Regions from separate parts of the Homo sapiens genome. Here region 2 is linked to region 1. A link is a loop called in an ENCODE intact Hi-C map of the cell type or tissue named here. Cell type or tissue: heart left ventricle. All regions are shown on one strand. Links, peaks and the distances in the headings refer to the core of each region. The heading gives the core; the rest is flanking DNA.

Region 1 (4,401 bases), core at 242-4,241:
TAGCACAAGTAGATTAGTTCCTTGAACAGGAAAGTGAAGGAAATCAATAAAGTTGTGTAAACGAACAGATTGCTGCTATTGAAAACTGGGGCTCAAGCCTCTTGGAGACCTCTGAGAGACTGTGTGGAACAAAGAAACTGGGGACATTATCCACTAACCTCAGCCAGCATTACTTGAAGGCTATTTCTGGGGATGTTATCACCACAACACTTCTGGTATAACCCATATGTAGACCAAGCACACTCTTGCAACAAGATAATGCTCACACTCAGAGAGTCCTAGTTGCAGTAAGAAGGTGCCAGAAGTACATAAATGGTAATTGCTGAGGGGACATTGATGGGGCATGCTCAGTTGGAGCCTCTGCACAAATATCAGCTCATCAGAGTGGATTTGCCTGACTATCCCATATAAAATAGCATCCCAGTTCTATAGGCGCTATGCTCTTACTCTGCTTTGTATTTATACATCTCTTTGTTTATTTTTAGCTACTTCCACTAGAATACGAATTTCATAGAAACAGATGTTTTAGAAAGTGCTTTATCAGCCGGGCGCGGTTGCTCACGCCTGGAGATCGACACCATCCTGGCTAACACGGTGAAACCCCGTCTCTACTAAAAATACAAAAAATTAGCTGGGCGTGGTGGCGGGCGCAGGTAGTCCCAGCTACTCCGGAAGCTGAGGTGGGAGAATGGCGTGAACCCGGGAGGTGGAGCTTGCAATGAGCCCAGATTGTGGCACAGCACTCCAGCCTGGGCGACAGATTGAGACTCCATCTTAAAAAAAAAAAAAAAAAAGAAAAGAAAAGAAAAGAAAAGAAAGTGCTTTATCTCCCATATCTAGCATAACGTTTGAGACATAGTAGGTTTTATGTGCTGAATGTTTATGTCCTCCCAAAATTCATATGTTGAGCCCTAATACTTAATAGATGGTACTTGGGGGTGGGGGCTTTTGGGAAGTGATTAGGTTTAGATGAGGTCATGAAAGTGAGGCTTCCATATCGATCTCTCTCCTCCTGTTTCTCCATGCACCAAGGAAAGGCCTTGTGAGAACATCACGAGGAAAAGGTCTCTCATTAAGAACCCACCCAGTCGGTGGTAATTTGTTATAGCAGCTGGAATTGACTAATAAAATAGGTGTTCAATTACTTTTTGTTAAGTGCATAAATTAGATGCCACTTCATACCCATACAAAGAGCAAAAAGTAAAATCTGAATATATCCGTTATTGTGAGGAGGTTAGGTAAAGAAAATTCTTATACATTGTGGTGGAAGTGTGAAATAATCTAAGAATTTTAAAGACCAATTTGGCAACCTTAAGCATAATGAAAAGTACACTTACCCTAAGACCCAGTTACATTAATGATGTAGCAAAACTCCCATTTCTGGCTTTAATTTGCAGCAATTTCTGCCCATGTGCAGAAGACATATAGAAGGATGTTAATCACAGAGAAATATTGTAAGTCTTTTTTTTAAATCTTGAAAGTCCTTTTATAAATACCAAGTACTATATTTTTGGTGTCTTGAATTTACAAATTCTTCTTTCTCCTCCAACTAATGGAAATACTCTTGGCTCTTGAACAACATGGTTGTGAACTGAAAGGTCCAACTATATGAGAATTTTTTTCAACCGAACGTGGATCGAAAATATGTATTTGTGGGATGCAAAACTTCCACACATGAAGGGCTAACTTTTCATATACGTAGATTTCACAGGGCTGACTGAGGGACTTGAGTATAAGCAGATTTGGGTATACTTAGGGGTCCTGGAACCATTCCCCAAGTATCCTGAGGGGCTGATGTAGATATCATCACAAGAACAACAACTTAGATTTGTAAATTATTTCAGTTTGCAATGCAGTATTCCACTGGATCCTCATAACAATTTAACGGCATTCTTGGTATGAAGGACAGACTGGTAGACACAACCTAGCCTATGTTATCAAGAAGCTTACTCTACAAGGGTTGAATTATCTAGGGAGGAAACTAGGAGTCTATTTTACAGGTAAATAAATGCAATCTCAGAAAGATTAATTGCACTGTCCAATGTTAGTGCCAGTAGATGGCATAGTCAGAATTTAAATATAATTTATCCCACTCCAAATCCATGCTCTTCTCATTGTTGTAAATTAGCTATATTTTAGTAACAGTAAAATAAGCCCTCAAATAATAAAAATATTTAAAGTAATGACGGAACTATTTAAAACTTGCTGGTGATTTCTATACAATTATGGCCAAGTGAGAATCAGAAATCTGTCTTTATAAACTATAAAAGGCTTGGACATTCATGTAAAATAAAGAGACAGAAGCCCAAGTTTTCCACTCATGAAACTGAAAATACATGTAAAAGTATTCTACACTACAGAATGTATGTGTGTGTGCATGTGTGTGCGTGTGTGTGTGTGTTTATGCATAGTTTTTAGTTGGTAATATTTATGCAATATAACTTCCTTTTTCTTTATGTGATGATATCTGAGTAAGTACCAAATTTTTAAAAGGTTAAATTTAAAAAGTAATTACACCATTAAAGAAAACAGGTGTAGCCACAGCTTTTTTTTTTTTTTTTAAGAATCTCTATTTAATTTTAAATGTGAGAGAAGGTAGTTTTATTTTTCTGTAAAGGTCAGTCAAGGATTAGAGGCTTGAGTTGAAATTCAAAAATTTCTTCCAAGATTGAATCTAAGATTTTTTATTTCTGGAGGCACTGGATAAAAACTTTGTTACAATAATTAGTCCAAGGTATCACAGCTAGAAACACTGTCTTGCATTTAATGCCACATAACGTAGCTGCTTTATTAGTACTCTTCAAGAAGGATCACTTGCTATTTCTAGAATGTTTTGAATCTTATAGTCCTCTAAATGTGAAATGTACTAAGTTGAAGCTACATTGCAGTAGAGAAGCAAGGGTAAAGGAGAAGTAGAAAAAAATATAAAATATTTATTTGGGCATCAAAAAACCTCATATTTTCATCCATATCTTTCTTCCATTAGTTCTGTTGCTTTGGATACATTTACTTAAATTTACTAAATTCTATTTTCTCATTTATAAAATTGAAATGACAATACCTAGTTTATCCATAATCAAAGTCTCCTATTAGCATTGGATGAGCTACTATATGTGAATGCATTCTTAATTTATACAAAACTGTTATTATAATAATACAGAAATCACACCCCATAGAACATCTTGTAAATTTTCAGTAAGCTAATGAGTATGAAATTCTATCATTCATTCATGAATGCATTCAATCAACCAATGTTATTGAGCACCTGAAGTATGTTGGATCTCATGTTAGACACCGGAAATTTATAAATCAGGAGAGTATGCCTTCTTGAACCCAAAGTCTAGCATGAGAAAATCAAGCAGATAATAATAAAAAGCTTGCTAAACAGACTGGTTGCTCTGGAAGCACTTAATGCAACTGCAAGATTTCACATAAGAGATGACTGAGCTGAATCTTAAGGAAAAGGTTTAGGCAGGCCAAGAAATAGAGAAGGTCAGTTCACTTGCAGGAAACAACAAACACAAGATGACATGTGGCAAGAGAGACATGGTATCTTCTAAAGAAACCACATAAAATTTAGTGGCACAAAAGGTATCTGTCAAGAAGGAAAAAGAAATAAGCAGGAACTAACTTGTATATCATCTTGCACATTATAAAAATAATTTAAAGCTTTATCTTGAAATGATAAATTGTTACTGAATAATTCTAAAGAAAGAAATGATAATTTCATGTATGATTCTAGTAATTGCACTCTGTGCAGTAGGAAGGATTAGCTGTGCAGGAAGAAACCTGGAGTTTTAAAACCAGTTTAAAGACAACCGTAATAAAGCGAAACATAATGAACTTCTAAACCAAAGTGTTGGCATTGAGAGTAAAGAAAAGAAGTAAAATTATGGAAAAATAAGGAAGAAGAATCAGTAGGGACTAACTGGATTGAGGACTCTTTGCAGAAGAAGGATTTCCGGTTTAAGTATGACCTTTAAAAGTCTCTACCACTACACAAACATCGTAGGCATCACAACTTAGCCAATGATGTGATTTTAAATGTTCTCCCCAGCTGCTGCATCTTAGACTTTTAAAACTTAATAGGTTAACACTACAAGTTGAGGTAGCAATATTAATACTATTTTATTATGAGTCGTTTCTGACACAGAAGCACTTTACATAATCAACAGTACTAAATATACTTAAGGCAGTATTTTGGTTGCTATTTCAATCCAGTTTAATAGTGTGGTAAAATTACTAGCACATAATTGCATGATAAGTATACGTTGAATAAATTCACTATTGACTAAATGCCAATGTTGTAAAACCATTGGTCATTTTTATTCAGACAATTTAATATATGTCCAGCTGGCACCATGTAGACATGATTTTAAAATCCTAATGGCATTTATCACA
Region 2 (4,401 bases), core at 174-4,173, 330 kb after region 1:
AGCATTGGAGACAATGCCATTCTAGGGGAAGGAGCAGCTTTCTCAGCCTGCCTCTTGCCCAAGAAAATTGGGGCACAAATCATCTCAAACAGTTACAGTCTCTTTGAATTGAAGATGACAGTGCTTTTGGCAGTACAACTCTTTCAAAGATATAGCTATTTATCTATGTGATTACATTTCTGTGTGCCAGTAGCTGCTACCACAATTATTTTGTAGATGTATGTTTTTCTTTAGACTTAATTAAAGATATTGTGTGCTTATCTAGTTATGGCAGAACTGTGCCCTTAGGATTTGTGGCCACACCCCTAATTTTAGCTGTACCTATGTCTTAATCAGTGTTTTTGGCTCAAAACATTTCTTAATTTTATTTTTTATCAATTGATGATTGAAAACAGTTTCACTTTTCAACTCTGAAATCCCAAAATTTGGGACTCTGTGTTTTCTATTTCACTCCTTCCTACAAACAGGCCAGTTATTTTCTGTATTTATTTCCTTTTAAAAATATCTTATCAAATGTAGCTAATAACCAACTCACACTAGAAATATTCCTTTTAAATACCCCGCCAGCCAAAGCTACAATTTCATGAGGTATACTCTCTGCCTCCAAACTTATCACCATTGCAGAAAAACTATATTACATCGATCACCACTTTTTTTCAATTTCCTTTACAGTTTTCTTACCACCTACTGCTTTATCCTGAAGCAATTGTGACACCATTTTTATTTTCATAAAGTAGTTCCCCACTCGTCATATCAATTTCTATATGAGTCAGTTTGCTGCACAAAAAGCAACCCTAAAACTCTAGTGGCTTACAACAGTAAACAGGTTTCTTGCCCAAGTAACATGCCAGCGAGTGTCACTTGGCTCTGAAAACCTTGGCTCTGTTCCATAGAGCTTCACATTCAGGGACCCAGGCTGACAGGCAGCCACTCATGCATTCTCATAACACATGCATTCTCATGGCAAAAGGGAAAGGCAAGAGGCTAATGCCTTTATTCTTAAATCATATTTAAGGTCTTTCCTTGAAATTGGCATCGTTATTCTTCTCACATTCCATTGACCAAGCTCAGCATGATGGCATGGGTAATTTTCCTCCCATTGGGAAAAAGGTGGAGTAAATATTTGCAAATAATAATACAACCTGACCACATGCTGTACTGAAAGACCTGAGTAATAAAATTTTAGAGTTGGAGATATACTACGCAACACCAGAAAACTGGTGCAATTAGAAGGATTTTCACGAGATTAATTATTTTTTTCATCATTCTGCAAAGAAACTATAAGAAACCAATGTAGCAGTTGATTTTATGCTGTGAAACATCACAAAGATGTCGTTCCAAAGTGATTAATATCCAGAATTGCTTCTATAAAAGAAAAACATAAAAAGAGAAGCATAAGTGTTCTTAAATTTTTACTTTGCTTTATAAAAATTAAAAATGTATGATAGTAAAGTACATTTTATGTATGGTTGCAAAAGCAATCTGAATTTGCTAAGTCCCTCTAGTTTACATTTGATGCAGTCAAGGACTTTTCGTCACAATCAGAAGAAGCATTAGAAAGAAAAAAATCTGTCCAGAATTATGGGGTGTTTCTAATTATTCCTAAATAATTCACAAATGTTAGTAAATGCAGAGATTCCGTTTGAATGGGAGCCCTGCTGAGCTAAAGGCCTCAGAAAGATAACAGGGTAATGAGTGCCCTCTAGTGGTAAATCAAAGCTTTTGACTTGTAAACAGAACAGAGAGAGAATGTCGTTTTCCTCATTTTGCTGCTTAAGCTGTACTCTGCGGACGAAGGGGAAAATGTTGAATCTCAACATTCTAAGACTCCTTTTTCCTGTGCCTGAAACTTGTTTATTTGATACTTAAAAGTATTAAGCAATTCAATTCTCCTCACGTAAGAATAATAGATGTTATATGTCTATTACTTTCTTATCCTAAAGCTGTCACAAGTATATATTCAATTTTATTTTTAAAAAGAAATAAAATTTTTACCCCGGGGATGTAGCTTGAAGAATAATTTGCAATTTAGATTTTGTTTGTATTGATTACAGGTCAGCACAATCACCAAGAAGAAATATCTAAGTAGTTTCCAACTCCTGATATTTCCAAAATGATTACAGATTTTATTATTCAAGGTCACAGTCACCTCATTTTACCAGTGTCAATGAAAACCTGATGTTATCTGTTAATTAAGAATCTCCATGGCGGCCGGGCGCTGTGGCTCACGCCTGTAATCCCAGCACTTTGGGGGACCGAGGCAGGCAGATCACCTGAGGTCAGGAGTGCACGACCAGCCTGGCCAACATGGTGAAACCCCGTCTCTACTAAAAATACAAAAAATTAGCTGGGCGTGGTGGCGGGTGCCTGTAATCCCAGCTACTTGGGAGGTTGAGGCAGGAGAATTGTTTGAACCTGGTAGATGGAGGTTGCAGTGAGCCGAGATCGCGCCATTGCACTCTAGCCTGGGGCAACAAGAGAGAAACTCGGTCTCAAAAAAAAAAAAAAGAATCACCATGGCAATGAAAATGGATATCTTAAGTGCTGCTGCTGCCGCCGCTACCACTGATGCCACTGCAATTTATGTGTGAGTTCCAAGTGCCCTCTACTGGGCAAAATACAGTGGGTGAACAAGCTGTCTGGATTCTAGTCTGGATCAGCCCTCTCCCCTTGGAGTTCCTAATCAAGCTGAAATACCATTTTAAAAATGTAAAAGCTCAACCTATGTAAAGACCATAGGATCAGACTTTATGCTAAAATCGTGGAAGGAAAAAATCATTAAAGCTTTATTGTATATGGATGAATAGTTTGCAAATACCATGCTTTTCCTTTTTACTCAAATCTCATTTCAAATACGATTGCCTCCATGAGAAATTAGAAGCTATTAGAAAACAAGTCATGGACAATATTTTAAAACCTGACTTTTCTTCTCGGCACTTAGATAAATTTCTTTTTCTTTTTCTTTTTTTTTTCTTTTTTCTTTCTTTCTTTTTTTTTTTTTTTTTTAACTTAACAGGCCTGGAATCCAACTTGTGCAGGTTTTCCACCCCCTGGGGAGATATAGAAAGTCTGCTGAAGTTCTCGCTAAGCTCCCAAAAAGGCAATGCCTCCCCTGTGTAGTTGAAAACGTTAACATTTGCAATTATCAGCTCAAGTTTTAGGATAGAGTAAAGTGATCTAGTCTTGGAGAGAAAGGGTAAGAGGGCTACTTTTTGGCTTCCAGGAGTTAGACAGTACTCTGGTAATGGCAGGAGCTATTATTAATCCTCTTGGTCAAACTTCCTTCTGTATGCCTGGGATCACGCCCTTATGAACCCCAGTCCACTTTGTTGGGTTTTTTTTCCCTCCTCCCATGATCTCTCTAAGCTATTAAAGCCCTAAATTCATTCGTTGGAGTTCTGGGGGGAAAAACGGTCCTTTTTTGTAAAATGAAGGAGAAAGACAATCTATAGTCCCTGAATTCAAGAGCAAAGCATCTTTTGTCTACAAACCCTTTTCTTCCGAGAATTGTATGTATTACCAAAGCATGAGATCATAGCCCAGCTCCTAGTAAGTCAAAAGAAATATATCTGCATAAATAGAAATTCAAATAAACTACTTCCAACAGGGTTTAAACTATTTGTTTAGCTTCTAAAATATTAACAAAATAATCTGAAATATGATGACTTCTGTACGTGTTGCCTTTCTGTAATAAAAGTGTTATGGGCTGAATCATGTTCCCTCAAAATTCATATGTTGAAGTCCTAATCCTCAGTACCTCAGAAGGTAATCCTATCTTTATAAAGGTCATAAAGTTGAAATAAGGTAATTAGGGTGGGACTTTATCCCATATGACAGGTATCCTTAAAAGAAAAGAAGATTTGGATACACACACACTCAGAGGGAGGAGCATGGGAAAACACACGAAGACAGCCACCTGCATGCCAAGAAAAGAGGTGTCAGAAGAAACTGACCGAGCTGATTACTTGATCTCAGACTTCTAGCTTCCAGCATTGCGAGAAAATACATTTCTGTCATTTAAACCACCTAATCTGTAGTACTTTATATGACATCTCCAGTAAACTAATACAAAAAGTGAGGTTGGCATTACTTCCATGGCTCTAAACTGTCAGGATAAATATGTCAGCATTTCTGTTAGCCTTTGCCTCAAGATTTTTGCCTCCAGGTGGATATCCAACTAATATAGCTCCAGGCATCATGTCTAAACTCAAGAAAGAAAGAGGGGAGAAAATACCCTTCTTTTTATCAAAAACTAATTATTTTTAAAGGATCCTTTCTGTTGCAAGTACCTGAAAACTCAAGACTCAAACTCAGAATTTATTAGCTCAAGAATTAGAAAATCCGGGGTTGCACCAACATTAGGCATGGCTAGACTCAGAGATCACATACATTATCTGGATT

What was found. A loop is a pair of places that touch in the nucleus more often than their neighbours do. Peaks named below come from ENCODE experiments on the same cell type or tissue, not always from the same donor. Only the 100,000 strongest peaks of a DNase experiment are listed, where the experiment ranks them.
Region 2: a loop joins it to region 1, with 7 times the contacts of the local background. A loop is called at or near these places in 17 of 110 quality-filtered maps.

What each region holds. Positions count from the first base shown.
Region 1 is chr11:96,794,465-96,798,865 of GRCh38, reverse strand. No RefSeq gene overlaps it. Among named protein-coding and RNA genes, the nearest start is that of LINC02737, 290 kb to the right of the region's middle. In heart left ventricle, for the core only: a CTCF peak has its summit at 2,047 (motif pointing right); no DNase peak of the experiment used is centred there; H3K27ac peaks cover 209 bases.
Region 2 is chr11:96,462,220-96,466,620 of GRCh38, reverse strand. The region is part of intron 1 of JRKL-AS1 (JRKL antisense RNA 1); the gene reads left to right. Among named protein-coding and RNA genes, the nearest start is that of JRKL-AS1, 42 kb to the left of the region's middle. In heart left ventricle, for the core only: CTCF peaks have their summits at 1,708 (motif pointing left) and 2,619 (motif pointing left); a DNase peak (open chromatin) is centred at 2,540; H3K4me3 peaks cover 813 bases; H3K27ac peaks cover 226 bases.